Regions from separate parts of the Homo sapiens genome. Here region 2 is linked to region 1. A link is an interaction called in ENCODE POLR2A ChIA-PET data of the cell type or tissue named here. Cell type or tissue: PC-3. All regions are shown on one strand.

The links. Peaks named below come from ENCODE experiments on the same cell type or tissue, not always from the same donor. Only the 100,000 strongest peaks of a DNase experiment are listed, where the experiment ranks them.
Region 2: POLR2A ChIA-PET joins it to region 1 with 5 read pairs; 2 of 35 experiments call an interaction of 5 or more read pairs at or near these places.

What each region holds. Positions count from the first base shown.
Region 1 is chrX:47,124,962-47,132,961 of GRCh38, reverse strand. LOC105373193 (a long non-coding RNA gene) reads left to right here and starts at 3,412. Exons shown (of 2, transcript XR_007068223.1): 1 at 3,412-3,597; 2 at 6,587-7,242. LOC107985720 (a long non-coding RNA gene) reads right to left here and starts at 3,638. Exons shown (of 2, transcript XR_001756002.2): 1 at 3,519-3,638; 2 at 1,772-3,413. It also overlaps the pseudogene RNU12-2P. RefSeq lists enhancers at 3,108-3,187, 3,218-3,327. In PC-3, no CTCF peak of the experiment used is centred here; a DNase peak (open chromatin) is centred at 3,701; H3K4me3 peaks cover 1,778 bases.
Region 2 is chrX:46,579,120-46,587,119 of GRCh38, reverse strand. The region is part of intron 1 of CHST7 (carbohydrate sulfotransferase 7); the gene reads right to left. Among named protein-coding and RNA genes, the nearest start is that of CHST7, 9.4 kb to the right of the region's middle. In PC-3, no CTCF peak of the experiment used is centred here; no DNase peak of the experiment used is centred here.

The DNA.
Region 1 (8,000 bases):
AGTTTCACCATGTTAGCCAGATGGTCTCTATCTCCTGACCTCGTGATCCGCCCTCCTCAGCCTCCCAAAGTGATGGGATTACAGGCGTGAGCCACCGCGCCAGGCCCCCAGTCTACTTTTTAGGTGTAAAGGTGTCAGGCAGATCGCGACTCCTAGGCATCCCGCAAAGTAGGCTGGTCACCTTAGGGGCGACCTTTACCAGCTCAAAAATTCGTCTCACATTAGCAGTGAGGATTCGGGCATCACCCCGAATAACAATCGTTATTTTCCTTACTCATAAGTTTAAGACATGGTACTGGGAATTTAAAAAAATAAATTAGGTTATTTTACTGAGAGAGAAAGAGCGAGAGAGAGAGAGAGAAAGAAGAAGAGGAGGAGGAAGAAAGGGAGGAAGGAAAGAAACCATCATATTCTTTTTTTTTTAAACCATTATATTCTAAATGAAGTAACTCAGGAATGGAAAAGCAAACATCGTATGTTCTCACTTTTTTGTTCTGTTTTGTTTTTTAAGATGGAGTTTCGCTCTGTCGTCCAGTCTGGAGTGCAGTGGCGTGATCTCGGTTCACTGCAACCTTTGCCTCCCGGATTTAAGCGATTCTCCTGCCTCAGCCTCCCAAGTAGCTGGGATTACAGGTGTGTACCACTAGGCCCGGCTAATTTTTGTATTTTTAGTAGAGACAGGGTTTCGCCATGTTGGTCAGGCTGGTCTGGAACTCCTGACCTCAATTGATCCACCCGCCTCAGCCTCCCAAAGTGCTGGGATCACAGGCGTGAGCCATCGCGTCCGCCCTGTTCTCTCTTACAAGTGGGAGCTAAACTATGAGGACCCAAAGGCATAAGAATGATACAATGGGCTCTGGGGACTGGGGGGAGGGGGTGGGAAGGGGGTGAGGGGTAAAAAACTCCACATCGGATGATGGGTGCACCAAAATCTCAGAAATCACCACTAAAGGACTTTTTCATGTGACCAAACACCACCTGTTCCCCCAAAACTACTGAAATAATACTAATAAAATAAAAATAAATTTTAAAAACCCCTAAATCCATTAAGATAAGGCAGGACTGGTGGGTTGGGGCCAGATCACACAGGGGTTTGACATGTGTGTGTTCAGAAACTTATTTGTTTATTTTTAGAGATGGGTTCTTGCTATATTGCCCAGGCTGGACTTGAATTCCTGGGCTCAAGCAATCCTCCCACCTAAGCCCCCCGAGAAGCTGGGACTATAGGTGCATGCCACCGTACCCAGCTTAGAAATATATTTAAATTTTATGAATCAAAAGCCTTAATGCACCAAGAGTTCATCCAGAGTAGGGTGTGGAACTTGGGAAGGGTTTATAGCAGGAAAATGACCACAGCATGAGCCCAGCTAGGCCATGTACCGAGTGGCCTTGGGCAAGTCATTTATTCTCTCAGAACCTGTTTCTTCTTGTAGAAAAGGGGGATCATGTTGATCCCTAACTCACAGGGTGGCTGGGAGCCTTAAACAAGGCCATAACTGCAGTAAGTTCTGCCATGTATTCAGAGCTAACTATATGTTCTAATCACTTTACATGTATTATTACCCCCATTTTAGAAAACAAAAAACACCGTTCCAGTGCAGTCCTTAAGACGGCTTGGGTTCAAATCCCATCTCTGCCACTTACGGATGTTTCCCCATCTGTAGTATGACGAGAATAAATGTGCCTATTTGTGAGGATTAAATGAGACAATACATGAAGGGCATTTAGAATGACAAATAAAAAGAAAAAAAGAGAAAAAAATAACACATGATCAGCATTTAGAATTATTCCTAGTACATACAAGCAGTCAATAAATGTTAGTCAGACATCGAAGTCTCCCTGTGCAAAATTGCTCACAATTTTCTCACAAACCAGCTAGGAGAAAAAGAAAGACAATCCCACTTCTATGCAATGCATGATGAATATTACTGGCAGATATAATCAACACAAAATTACACAGTACTTAACTGAATCTCTTAACAGTTTCTATCTTACTTTCATTGACGGTTATTATTAATAATTAGTAATAACCATTAATTATTTATAAGATATTCCCCACCAGGCCTTAGTATTCTGGGGATATATAAAGCAGGGTTTTTAGAATGAAATAATTAATGAATAAAGTACTCTATATATTATCAATAGCTCCAAAGCATCATAAATGTATGTCTCCAGACCTGTTAACACCAGAGGAATCAATACATTTTCTTGTAATTTTAATTTAAAAAGCCAGAAACTCAGGATCTAGAAGAATTTGCTTTAAAAATAAGTAAGGCCAGGCGCGGTGGCTCACGCCTGTAATCCCAGCACTTTGGGAGGCCGAGGCGGGTGGATCATGAGGTAAGGAGTCCGAGACAAGCCTGGCCAACATAGTGAAACCCAGTCTCTACTAAAAATACAAAAATCAGCCAGGCATGGTGGCGCGTGCCTGTAGTCCCAGCTACTCGGGAGGCCGAGGCAGGAGAATTGCTTGAACCCGGGAGGCGGAGGTTGTGGTGAGCTGAGATCGCGCCACTGCACTCCAGCCTGGGCAACAGAGCGAGACTCCGTCTCAAAATTAATTAATGAATTAATTAAAAGCCAGTAGCAATAAAATTTAATTATACAATTTTTAAGAATATGAAATAAAAAAACAGCAAAATTAAACTTCGAAGATAAAAACTAAGTGAAAAAAAGAAACAGAAAATTAAAAATCCAAAATATTAAAAACAAAGGCACATAACCTTCGCACCTTTCCAAACTAGGATTCGTACAGATGCCACCTAAATGAAAAACACTGCTCGCTTTCCCCAGCCTCTGCCTCTGCCAAGACTCTTAAGTCATAGCGACTTCTGGGCCACCATTGTCCTCATCCAGAATCCGCTTTCTCCCTTTTCCAAAAAATTCCACTAGCCCTACAAACGTGGCCTCTTTGGGAAAGCTTTCATTTTGGAAAAAAAAAAAAAAAAAAAAAAGCGGGGGGTGGGCGCCAGAAGGGTCGGTCTGGAATCTGACCTTGAAAAAGGCTGATTCATCAAATTGAAATATATTAAAAACAATCATATGCACACATACGGGTAACATTTCTATACCAGGGTTCATTCCGGGGGGGTGGGGGGGGGGCGGTCTGGATAAAAGCCACTACCAAAGCGCTATAGGAGAAAACCAAACCATCAGCGCGTTCAATCAATCTTAGTGTTTTGAACCCGCCTCCAGATTGTTTTCCTGAATTGTGGCTGCGCAGAGACTCCGGGGTGGGATGAGAACCAAGACTGCCCCACTGCCTCCCTACCCGACTGACATTGGACACGGAACAAGAGACCTGACAGGGTCCAACAGAGAAACGCGGATGGGCTCAGAGCTTCTTTCCAGACCCGCCAGTCTCTGGTGCAACAGATGATGTCCGGGAAGAGGCGGAGCCAGGTGTGACAGTTCTGAGGGCCAAAGACAGCCGTTGGGTTAATCAATTGTTCTTTGGAGCAGCTTGGACACCTTTAGAGGGTGGGCTCTATAGGTGAAAGAACGGCAGGCGGACCGACCAGAAGTTCGTGCTCTGATGGCCGGGGATGTGCAGAACTAGAGGATGCGGAGCCGATTGACAGCAGGCCTGAGAGAGAGGTTAGCACCCATAGTTCTTCCGCGAGAAGGGGGCGGGGATTGAAACTTGATTGATGGCATTTCCGACCAGTGAGAACGTCTGAGTCAGGGGCCCTTGAGTAGTATGTGTCTTTTGGCAGTAGAGGGTTGGTCCTTACTTTGACTGACCCTCTTATCATCCAATAAACATGCCTACTTGCGTTGGGGGCGGGGCGACTGAGTGCAGAAAAGACGGGATCTTGTCCTTGTCCTCGTTTCCCTTAAAGAGGAAACTCAGTTCCACCGGTAGCTCCCTACCCGCTTATCTGTTTTTTATTTTATATTTTTTATTTTTTTGAGACGGAATCTAGCTCTGTCGCCCAGGCTGGAGTGCAGTGGCACGATCTCCGCTCACTGCAACCTCCGCCTCCCGGGTTCCAGCGATTCTCGTGCCTCAGCCTCCTGAGTAGCTGGGATTACAGGCGCCCACCATCACGCCCGGCTAATTTTTGTATTTTTAGTAGAGACGGGGTTTCACCATGTTGGCCAGGCTGGTCTCGATCTCCTGACCTCAATTGATCCGCCCGCCTCGGACTCCCAAAGTACTGGAATTACAGGCGTGAGCCACCGCGCCCGGCCTTATCTGTTTTTTAAAAGGCATATGATGCTTTAAAAAATTCGAAAGTCACAGATTTAGAACAGTTTAGCTTTTCCGCGCTGTACAGAAACGATGGCCTCACTGCACCTGTGAAAAAAGAGCCGCCCCAGAAAAGGCAGTCTTAGGGTTGGGGAGTTGGCCTAGGATTGGAATTTGATTTGAGATTTTAGGCCTGAGAGGCTACAATGGAGGGCGGGTGTTTCTGATAGAAGATTTCTGGGGTGAGTGATGGAAGGGTTCTAGGGACAATATTGGGGTCTGTGGAGATCAGTAATAGATGGTTAGTGGAAAAGCTAAACTGTTCTAAAGCTGAGACTTTCAAACGTTTTAAAACATCATATGCCTTTTTAACAGATAAGCGGGTAGAGAGCTACTGGTGGAATTGGTCAGTCTGGGTCACCCATGTAGACGCCCATAGTAAGAGCCTATTCTCTGATGAGGCCGACTGGAATCAAACAGCTGATGCACTTCTAGTTCACTGCCCCCTGAACATGGCAATGCATCCACCATCATAGACTGGGCACAAAGTAAAGGACTCTATGTTTCTGACACAGACCATTTGCAGTCTGGCAGTGGTGTGCCTTTTGTTGCAAAGGCCACCCAACTATGGGTCAGTAGTCAAAGCCTTCCATAGATGTTCTATGTGCCCTACCATGGGCAGGTATCTGATATTGTTAAATATTGAAATGGCCTCCTCAAAAATGAACTCAAAAGGATTGCAGAACCTACCTCTCTCTCCTTCTCCTGGTCCACTCACCTTAGTAAGGCAGTTTGGTCACTAAATGTGGCTGTCCCAAGAATGGCATTATCTCCCATTGGGTACCTCAGATAATGGTCGGAACAAAAGGGGTGGGCTATAGAGGCATTTGGGATTCTGCCCTGGCCGTTCCTGGACGTGATGTATTTTTCTTTCCTTTAACAGTAATCACAGGTTCCAGGCTAGCCTAGTTGGTAACCCTCCAGGCAGCAGCCCAGCCCAAAAGAGCCCTAGGGGACTTAAACTTTTTTTTTTTTTTTTTGAGACTGAGTCTCGCTCTGTTGCCCAGGCTGGAGTGCAGTGGCGCAATCTCAGCTCACTGCCACCTCTGCCTCCTGGGTTCAAGTGATTCTCGTGCCTCAGCCTCCCAAGTAGCTGGGATTACAGGCACCTACCACCACGCCTGGCTAATTTTTGTATTTTCAGTAGAGACAGGGTTTCACCATGTTGGCCAGGCCGGTCTCGAACTCCTGACCTCAGGTGATCTGCCCACCTTGGCCCCCCAAAGTGCTGGGATTACAAGTGTGAGCCACCATGCCTGGCTCGGACTTAAAGTTAATTCTGGTCAGTCACCTGAATTCTCTTGTTGGGTGGACACGGTCCTAGATCCTAATGACAATGACCACTTGATTGAGTACACCACTCACCAAGTTCCCATACAGCAGCTCACACTGACTAAGATAGAAGACATAAAAAAAAAATCTCTGTAAATTTTATAAAAATGCCTTTGGCCCTCTTGTACTTGACCCTTCTGGATGAAAGGTCTGGGTACAAATAGGGGATGATTGGGAAAAAGTGAAGTTACAGGCTCTGGGATGGGATACATTGATTTCATGAGGTGTGGAAGGAGAGCATTTGGGGAGTGATATGGTTGGTTTGGCTCTGTGTCCCCACCCAAATCTCACTTCGAATGGTAATCCCCCTGTGTCAGGGGAGGGACCTGATGGGAGGTGATTGGATTATGGGGGGAGTTTCCCCCATGCTGTTCTTGTGATAGTGAGTGAATGAGTTCTTACGAGATCTGATGGTTTAAAAAGTGCATGGTGCTGGGCACGGTGGCTCACGTCTGTAATCCTAGCACTTTGGGAGGCCAAGGTGGGCAGATTGCCTGAGTTCAGGAGTTTGAGACCACCCTGGGCAACATGGTGAAACTCTGTCTCTACTAAAAATACAAAAGGTAGCTGGGCGTGGTGGTGTGTGCCTGTGGTACTAGCTACTCAGGAGGCTGAGGCGGGAGAATGTCTTGAACCTGGGAGGTGGAGGTTGTAGTGAGCCGAGATCACGCCACTGCACTCCAGCCTGGGTGACAGAGCAACACCCTGTCTCAAAAAAAAAAAAAAAAAAAAAGTGGGTGGCTTTCTTCCCTCGCTTTCTCTCCTGCTACCTTGTGAAGAAGGTTCTTGCTTCTGCTTCACCTTCTGCCATGATCGTGAGTTTCCTGAGGCCTCCCCAGCCATGCAGAACTCTGAGTCAATTAAACCTCTTTTCTTCGTAAGTTACCCAGTCTCAGGTAGCTCTTTATAGCAGTGTGAAAATGGACTAATACAGGGAGGGAATATCTTAGACCCTGAGAGGTGCAAGATGGGGAGAAAATGAATGCTCTCTTTGTCCCCTAGATCGAGCACTCACAGCCCAACAAAACAATCATCTGCTCTGCTGGAGTCAAGCAGCAGGTGCAGCTGGCAATCTAACCTGCTGCTAGGTTTGCCATCACCGTCCTTGGGTGACAAAACCAGAAAAAAGCATGTGAGTATGGCTGCTCCTGAATTACTCTGCTGTGCCTGATGCCATCAACAGCAGCTCCTAAACACAGGCTTCCCTCATACCTGTAGACATACGTGGGCCAGCACAACCTTGTTTAGATCTGATTGATCCAAATTCATCTGCTTCTCCTGGCACCCAAGTGGCCTTGGATTATGCCACGTTTAGAGATTTAAGTACAAGCACTAAGATGCTACTTGCTATAGGTGGAATGTTTATGTTACCTCAAAATTCATATGTTGGAATCCTAAGCCCCAAGGTATTAGAAGGTAGGGTCTTTGGGAGGTGATTAGGTCTTGAGGGCAGAGCCCTCATGAAAGGAATTAGTGCCCTTATAAACGGGGCCCCAGAGTGCTCCCTTGTTATTTTCTCCATGTGAGGACACAGTGAGAGGATGGCCATCTGTGAACCAGGAAGTGGACCCTCACCAGATGCAGAAATCTGCTGGCACCTTGATCTTCGACTTCCAGCCTCCAGACGTGTGAGAAATAAACTTGTTGGTTATATGCTACCCTGTCTATTGTATTCCATTATAGCAGCCTGAATAGACTACTGCTCATAACACTTTACCAAACCAATGTAATGGTGAGTCCAATCAAGTTGAACAACAAATGCTGAAGTGAAATGAACTGTTCCCCTTTGGATGGTATATTTGTATATGGGGGGAACAGTAGGTAACAGAATGTCTCTCCACTGGGACAGGGTTTGCTTTGGGGCCCATGTATTGCCCCCTAAATTATTGACAGTATGCCAAACGTCAGCGCATCAGTCTAAATTCCTTTGTGTGGGTTGTAGCGTATAGTAACCTGGCCTTAGTTTTACTACTTTGTAGCTGCCTAAAGATACAAGGCCCCAATCACTGATTACCCCAGCCATTTCTCAGGGTTGTGATGACACCGAGCAACCCTGTGGGATGAGGCAATGTCTCCCTCTGGGGCAAAAAACAGGCTGGATCACCCATGCTCAGTGTTTCTTGGCTGTGATGTAAACCTATTGTGTGTGCAATGTCCACCAGGGACCCTCTGCATCACTGCTGTGGGACTTGGAGGACATGGGGAGCAGGTGCCCACGTGACGTGCAAGCTGCTTGCTGTCCTAGGAGCAGGAAAATCCTTTGTCTCAGCCTCAGGAGTCTCATGTTTTCTGTCAGCATCTCTAAAACATGTTAGCTTGTAAGAGGGTGAAGTCTCAGACCTTTCGCAGACCCTGACAATCAACAGTGGAGGGATTTTTCTTTATGCTCTGACAGTCTCTATGGTCTGGCCACAGT
Region 2 (8,000 bases), 550 kb after region 1:
CCCACCCCAGCTAAAAATTTCCCAAACTTTTGAGCTCACTTGAGAACAAATGGATGCACACCAAACCAGTATTAATAAAACCTGGAGCCAGGCGTGGTGGCTCACGCCTGTAATCCCAGCATTTTGGGAGGCCGAGGCGGGTGGATCAGCTGAGGTCGGGAGTTTGAGACCAGCCTGACCAACATGGAGAAACCCCATCTCTATTAAAAACACAAAATTAGCTGGGTGTGGTGGTGCATGCCTATAATCCCAGCTACTCAGGAGGCTGAGGCAGGAGAATTGCTTGAACCTGGGAGGCGGAGGTTGTGGTGAACCGAGATCGTGCTATTGCACTCCAGCCTGGGCAACAAGAGTGAAACTCCATCTCAAAAAAAAACAAAAAAAAAAACTTGGAAACAGCTGAGTTTGCCTAGTTGACTTTTGTTTTTTCCTTTCATTGAGCTGCTCCAAGATATAAATTTAGTTTGCATACCTAATTGCTTTTGTGAGTAAAGTTGCTCCCAACTCCAATAAAGGAACTGACTCAGTATTTTATAATATATATTTGGACAAGCCACCTGCAGATGTTTGTGATCCACTAAGTGAGAGTGGAAGGGATTTGGGAGAGCACAGAGCTGGGAAGTGACCTGGAGCTTAGATCTGCAATTCAGGCTGCCATTGGTCCCCATAGGGGTTATCAGTCAAATGAGCAACTGAAGTTTCCCTACCCCCACACTGGGACTGCCCAGGAAGTCTCATTCTCTGCCCTTGATCAGCTTTAAGATTCCCAGGTTAGAATGGCTAGTCAGTGTACAGAATCTATGGACCAGCCAAACTCTAGCCAATCACTGCAGGTATCTCTCCCTGCAGAGTGAGGCAGTATGTTTGTTCCACCCTTTCCTAGCCTTTCTTGTCCATGGTCTTGTGGGAGTAAAGTGGCTCCGTGGCCTAGAGCAGGTTCGTGTTGGCATAGGACATTGGATCGTGGAGGCCAGTCTACAGGATTGCTGGAGGTGGCCGCACTAAGGATCAAGACATGGGTTTTTCCTGAGCTCAGATGATTTCTCTTCCCCTTTGACTGTTGAAAAATAAAAATGGCTGGGTGTGGTGACTCACCCCTCTAATCCCAGCACTTTGGGAGGCCGAGGCAGGCGGATCACTTGTCAGGAGGTTGAGACCAGCCTGGCCAACATGGGGAAACCCTGTCTCTACTGAAAATACAAAAAAATTAGCCAGGCGTGGTGGCAGGTGCCTGTAGTCCCAGATACTCTGGAGGCCGAAGCACGAGAATCGCTCGAACTCAGGAGGCACAGGTTGCATTGAGCCGATATCGCGTCACTGCACTCCAGCCTGGGCAACAGAGCAAGACTCCGTCTCAAAAATAGATAAATACATACATAAATAAATATGAAGTAAAATTATTTTAAAAGGCATTCAATAATGTTAGGAATTTTGTTATTCTTTGCGAGGGATGTGTACGTTTTTGGCCAATCATCTCCTTTTTGCAAAATTGCCCTCTGTAATTCCTAGCAGCTAGAAAATGGGAGGGTGGGCCAGGTGTGGTGGGTCACCCCTGTAATCCCAGCACTTTGGGAAGCCAAGGTGGGTGGATCACCTGAGGTCAGTAATTCGAGACCAGCCTGGCCAATGTGGTGAAACCACATCTCTATTAAAAATATAAATATTAGCCGGGCGTGGTGGCGCATGCCTGTAGTCCCAGCTACTCTGGAGGCTGAGGGACAAGAATTGCTTAAACCCGGGAGGCGGAGGTTGCAGTGAGCCCAGATCATGCCACTGCACTCCAGCCTGGGCAACAGAATAAGACTGTCTCAAAAAAAAAAAAAAGAAAAGAAAAGAAAAAAAGAAAGAAAGGAAAAGAAAAAAAAGAGAAAGTGGGAGGGTGCAGAAAAACAACAAAGAGGAACTTTTTTGTTATGTGCAGACCCTGAAAAATGTGTTTTTTTCCTTTATTATATCCATGTTAGTGATATTCTTTATTATAGCAAGAGACAGATCTACTTCTCTTACTTCTAAAATCTGTGTATTTAACATATGCCAGTTCTTGGCTGGTCGCCAGTTGGTCCTATTTTTAAAATATTATGTTGATTTTAGCATTTTTGGCTTACTGTTCCTATAATTTCTCTGAGGCAGTAAAGAGTCCTTTTTGAGAAAATATGGTCTCAATCATGGGAAAAGTGACCTCAAAGCTCTGGTACAATTTTTCCTAATGTCTACCTTATCTGTCTGGATGTAATGACTTCTTCAATTAGCCTCTGAGTTCCCTCCTAAAGCTGCTCATAGCTTTCCTCACTTCATCATCTTTACTGAAGAACTCACAGTCTTGATCACGGCTGCACTCCCCATGCCTTACAAAGCTTTCTGTGATGTTCTATTTCAGGGCAGAATTACACACTTCAGCCCTTCAGTTAGGTTGGCTTCCTGGTTTCCAACCTGCTGGATACCATGAACCAGTGATATTAAAATCAAACAAGCACTCGCTCTAGGCATTTGGATTTCAGGCCAGACTTCAGGCTTCTTACTGGCCTACTGGCCCAGAGAGTACCCTGCATCTATCTTCAGGGCACCTTTTTTTTTTTTTTTTTTTGAGACAGTTTCACTGTTGTTGCCCAGACTGGAGTGCAATGGTGCGATCTCGGCTCACCACAATCTCCGCCTCCCGGGTTTAAGTGATTCTCCTGCCTCAGCCTCCCGAGTAGCTGGGATTATAGGCATGTGCCACCACGCCTGGCTAATTTTATATTTTTAGTAGAGGCGGGGTTTCTCCATGTTGGTCAGGCTGGTCTTGAACTCCCAACCTCGGGTGATCTGCCTGCCTTGGCTTCCCAAAGTGCTGGGATTACAGGTGTGAGCCACCGCACCCGGCCAAGGCACCTTTTAACATTCTAGAAAGGGCTTCGATTCTGTAAGCAAAACGTGTCTACCTCAGTGGCTATTTTCAGAATGTGACTCTACAGCAAAGTTCTTCCTGCTCCCATCCATTTCATGGGAGGGGAATCTGCTGGCACAGAATATAGTCATCATTGAAATCAAATGTGGTGGCCCTCTTTCACAGCCTCTTAATCTCCGAATTTAAAAATATTCACCATCAGAAGAACTGGAAGTCATTACGTTAAGTGAAATAAGCCAGGCACAGAAAGACAAATATTGCATGTTCTCACTCAGATGTGAGCTAAAAAAGTTGATCCCATGGAGGTAGAGAATAGAATGGTGGTCACCAGAAGCTGCAAAGGGTGTGGGGGTTGTCGTGGAGACAGATTGGTTAAATGGGTATGAACACACAGTTAGATAGAAGAAGTAAGTTCTAAGTTCAATAGCAGAGTACGGTGACTACAGTTAACAACAATGTATGGTGTATTTCAAAATAGCCAGGAGAGAGGACTTGAAATCTTCCCAACACATCAAAATTATAAACACTCGAGGTGATGGGCACCCCAATACCGACTTGATCATTACACACTGTGCATGTAACGAAAAAATCACATGCACTCCATAAACATGTACAAATATGTATTCATAACAAATTTTTAAAAATATTCATCATCAGCTGATGCTCTAATTTATTCTCAGCATCCAGCAGGGTGGTCTTAATTATGAACAGGGTCAGCTGCAGAAAATGTCAGACCTGGCCACTGGCTTGGTGCCAGGGTGCCAAGCGGGCCGGGGAGCAAAGCTGAAGGACTCCAATTATAGACACATCACTGAGCTCCGCAATTTTCTATTTTCTCCAATTAAAACTGCTTCCTATTCAATTCCCAAACAGTTCCCACTTGCCTGTGGACTTGAATTTGAGCCAGAGCTGTTTCTTAATCCCTACTATTCTTATTTTATACTGCACCTCAGCAGAAATGTCCTTTTCAATAGAGCAAGTTCCTTTTATTTCCACTATGAAGCAAGAGGCTGAGGAGCCAGGAGACCTCACAAAGAGAGGGGTTCATTTATTAGTCACCTTGTTCAACTGGAACGTCAGACACAAAAAAGTGAGGCCAGTTTAGTTTTTTTTGTTTCATTCTTTTCTGGCCTGCTCATGCTGAGGGCAGGCTGAGACAAAGCATACTGAAGAATGTTAAACCAGCTGTTTGTAAATGTTTTTCAAAAGCTTCACTCCCAACTATTTATATTACATTCATATTCATGGGAAGAAAATCTCTGCCAAGACAAAAAAAAAAAAAAACCTCTTAGAAAACCGTCTGAATCCTGCCTCAAAAACTGCAAATGGGCACTTCTGCCCTTCCCCTGCTGAGACCACAAAGAGGGCTCTCAGGAACATAGAGAAAATGTATGAATGGTTAAACCTTATTTAAAATCAGCCTAATTTCCCCAGTGATAGGGTCCCCAAATTGTTTATGCTCGAGTCAGTAAGTACAATCCCCTGCAACAGTACCAGAAGAAGGCCGCCTGAACAAGAACCTTGCTAAAACCTGATGTCCTGTCGAAGTGTGATTTTCTAAAGGGATAATTTTTATACCAAAATGTATCCATTTCTTCAAAATAATCACAAAAATAACACTCTCTAAATACATGTGGACTGTAGAAGGGCTAAGAAGTTGATTTCATTTTGGCATTCCAGTGACTACAACCCAAAGTATGAGGCCATCATTCATCATCAGAGATGAACTGTAGGGTCAGAGAGAGCCAGGATGCCAGCAGCAAGAATTTTCCATTCATCAAACTGGCCAAGATGAAAAAATGAAATCAAATCTATGTTGTTGAAAGTCTGGGAAACAGACGTTCCAAGAAATTGCTGGTGGTAGTGAATGTTGGACGACTTTGAAGAACATTACCTCTCAAAATGTACAAAGCATATACCTTTTGCTATATAAGGTCACTCTGCTATAGGAATTTTTCTGACAGACATACTCACATGTATGCAAATACAAGGACCCTACTAGAAATGCAATGAAATAGAGCACAAAACTATAACAACTAAATGCCCTACAGTATGGAACTAGGAGCTAGTTAAATATGTTATAATACATTCCTACCATGAAATACAATATAGCTATTAAAAAGAAGATGAAACGGGAAGATTTTCAAAGCAATAAGTGAAAAAAGTGCAGAACAATAAATAGAGTTCAATCCCATTTGTGTATAAAAAGGCTATATTTTTCTGCCGGAATTTGCGTAAAACATTTCTAGACATATACTACAAGAAATATTGTGGCTGCTTCTAGGAAGTGAGACTGGCAGGTATTTTATAAACTTCTATCCTGTTAAATTCTATTTTTGACCGGGCGCAGTGACTCACGCCTGTAATCCTAGCACTTTGGGAGGCTGAGGCGGGCAGATCACCTGAGGTCAGGAGTTCGAGACCAGCCTGACCAACATGGAGAAACCCTGTCTCTACTAAAAATACAAAATTAGCTGGGTGTGGTGGCGCATGCCTGTAATCCCAGCTACTCAGGAGGCTGAGGCAGGAGAATTGCTTGAACCCAGATGGTGTAGGTTGAGGTGAGCCGAGATCGTGCCATTGCACTCCAGCCTGGGCAACAAGAGCGAAACTCCGCCTCAAAAAAAAATTTCTATTTTTACCACATGCTTATGTTATTTCTACAATTTTTTTTTCTGAGACAGAGTCTCGCTCTGTCGCCCAGGCTAGAGTGCAGTGGCGCGATCTCAGCTCACTGCAACCTCTGCCTCCCTGGTTCAAGCAATTCTCGTGCCTCAGCCTCCTGAGTAGCTGAGATTACAGGCACGCGCCACCATGCCCGGCTAATTTTTGTATTTTTAGTAGAGACAGGGTTTCACCATGTTGGTCAGGCTGGTCTCGAACTCCTGACCTTGTGGTCCACCTGCCTCGGCCTACCAAAGTGCTGGGATTACAGGCATGAGCCACTGCACCTGGCCCTTATTTAATTATTATTATTATTATTTTTTTTTTTTTTTTGGAGACAGAGTCTGGCTCTATCACCCAGGCTGGAGTGCAATGGTGCAATCTCAGCTCACTTCAACCTTTGCCTCCAGGGTTCAAGTGATTCTTCTGCCTCAGCCTCCCGCGTAGCTGGGACTACAGGTGCCCGCCACCATGCCCAGCTAATTTTTGTATTTTTAGTAGAGATGGGGTTTCACTATGTTGGTCAGGCTGATCTCGAACTCCTGACCTCAAGTGATCCGCCCGCCTCAGCTTCCCAAAGTGCTGAGATTACAGGCATGGGCCACTACGCCTGGCCCAGAAATCCTTTTAATTTGACTTCCTCTTCTTATTGGTAAGAACACTAAAGCTGAAAAGGTTTAGGGACTTGCCAAAGGTCAATTAAGTAGTAACCAGGAGAGGCAGGCCCTGATGCCTGGGTTCCCATGCCGTAATTCAAAAACTGACTTCATATAGAAAGCAAGGAATGACTGTTACTACTTTATGTCCACCCCTTGCTTTGTAGGACCAGCCTCCTTCCCTGTTCACTCATCAGACTTGACAAGTCTTGACTTTTCCTTAACACCGTATCCATCAGCTGAGGGGTCCTGCCAGGGAAGGCAGGCCCAAATGGGAGCTCCGAGTGCCTTGATCAAAGGTAGCATTAACCTCACAAGGAGCAATAATGATTTGGACATGGATGTATTTTTAAAAATTGTTCACACCTCATTGCAGCCCTGCTACTCAGGTACCTATCCATGTGCACACACACATGCGCACACACACACCATCCTAACTTCCAGCTCTCTGGCTCAAACCTAGCACCCAGGTTGATATGCTATTAGGAGTCTGAAGATAATTTTGTTGAATGAGAAATTCTATATAGGAGCAATGTTTCAAAAATGTCCATTCTGGGCTGGGCACGGTAGCTCACGCCTGTAATCCCAGCGCTTTGGGAGGCCGAGGCGGGTGGATCACGAGGTCAAGAGATCAAGACCATCCTGGCCAACATGGTGAAACCCCGTCTTTACTAAAAATACAAAAAAATTAGCTGGGCATGGTGGCACACACCTGTAGTCCCAGCTACTGGGGAGGCTGAGGCAGGAGAATTGCTTGAACCTGGGAGGCAGAGGTTGCAGTGAGCCGAGATCGCACCACTGCACTCCAGCTTGGCAACAGAGCAAGACTCCATCTCAAAAAAAAAAAAAAAAAATGCCCATTCTTTAGCAGTCTGTGTGTAAGCAACAGCTTCACTTTTCAGTGATATTTATTTATCTTTTGAGACAGGGTCTCTCTCTATCATCCAGACTAGAGCGCAGTGGCGTGATCACAGCTCATTGCAGCCTCGACTTCTTGGGCTCAAGCGATCCTCCTACCTCACCCTCTCAAGTAGCTGGGACTACAGATGCGCGCCACTACCCTCAGCTAGTTTAAAAAAAAATTGTAAAGATGGTGGGGGTTGTCTCACTATGTTGCCTAAGCTGGTCTTGAACTCCTGACCTCAAGCGATCTTCCTGCCTCAGCCTCCCAAAGTGCTGGGATTATAGGTGTGAGCTACTGCACCCGGCCTCAGTGATATTTATACATAAGCCTATATAAAATGTTTGTGGCCCAGTTTCCTGATTAAAATAGATTTTCAAAATGATTTGGTGGTGGTTGATCATTTCTTTTCCTGTTTACATGATTTCTTTAGAAAGAAAGCTTCCTGATTGTTAGGGTTCAAATTACAGGGTGTTTGCCTTCTTTCCTAATTTCTTTCAAAGGATGCATATGTCATGTCAAGAGCAAAGATCAAGGTGCCTTAAATGCCTAGCGGGATGAAACTTTGGGACCTACCAAGGGCAGACATTAAAGGGAGACATGCTGAAAAGGACAGGATAGCACATCAGTCTGTCCAGAACAGTGGTGGATAGTGTACAATGATGGATTATTAGATAATTAGATAATGAGCTACAGACAACAAAGCATGTGAAGGCATGTGAGAGGGTGATAAATGGACCCATGTATAATTGAGGACATTTTCCCCTTTCCATAATAACACTCTACATCTGCTTGGCACTTCATAGCTCCAAGTTCTTTCACATAAATTACTGTGGCAAGCAGTTCAGTGCTCATCAACAGCCCTTTATTCCCCATCCTGATCTTGTTCCGG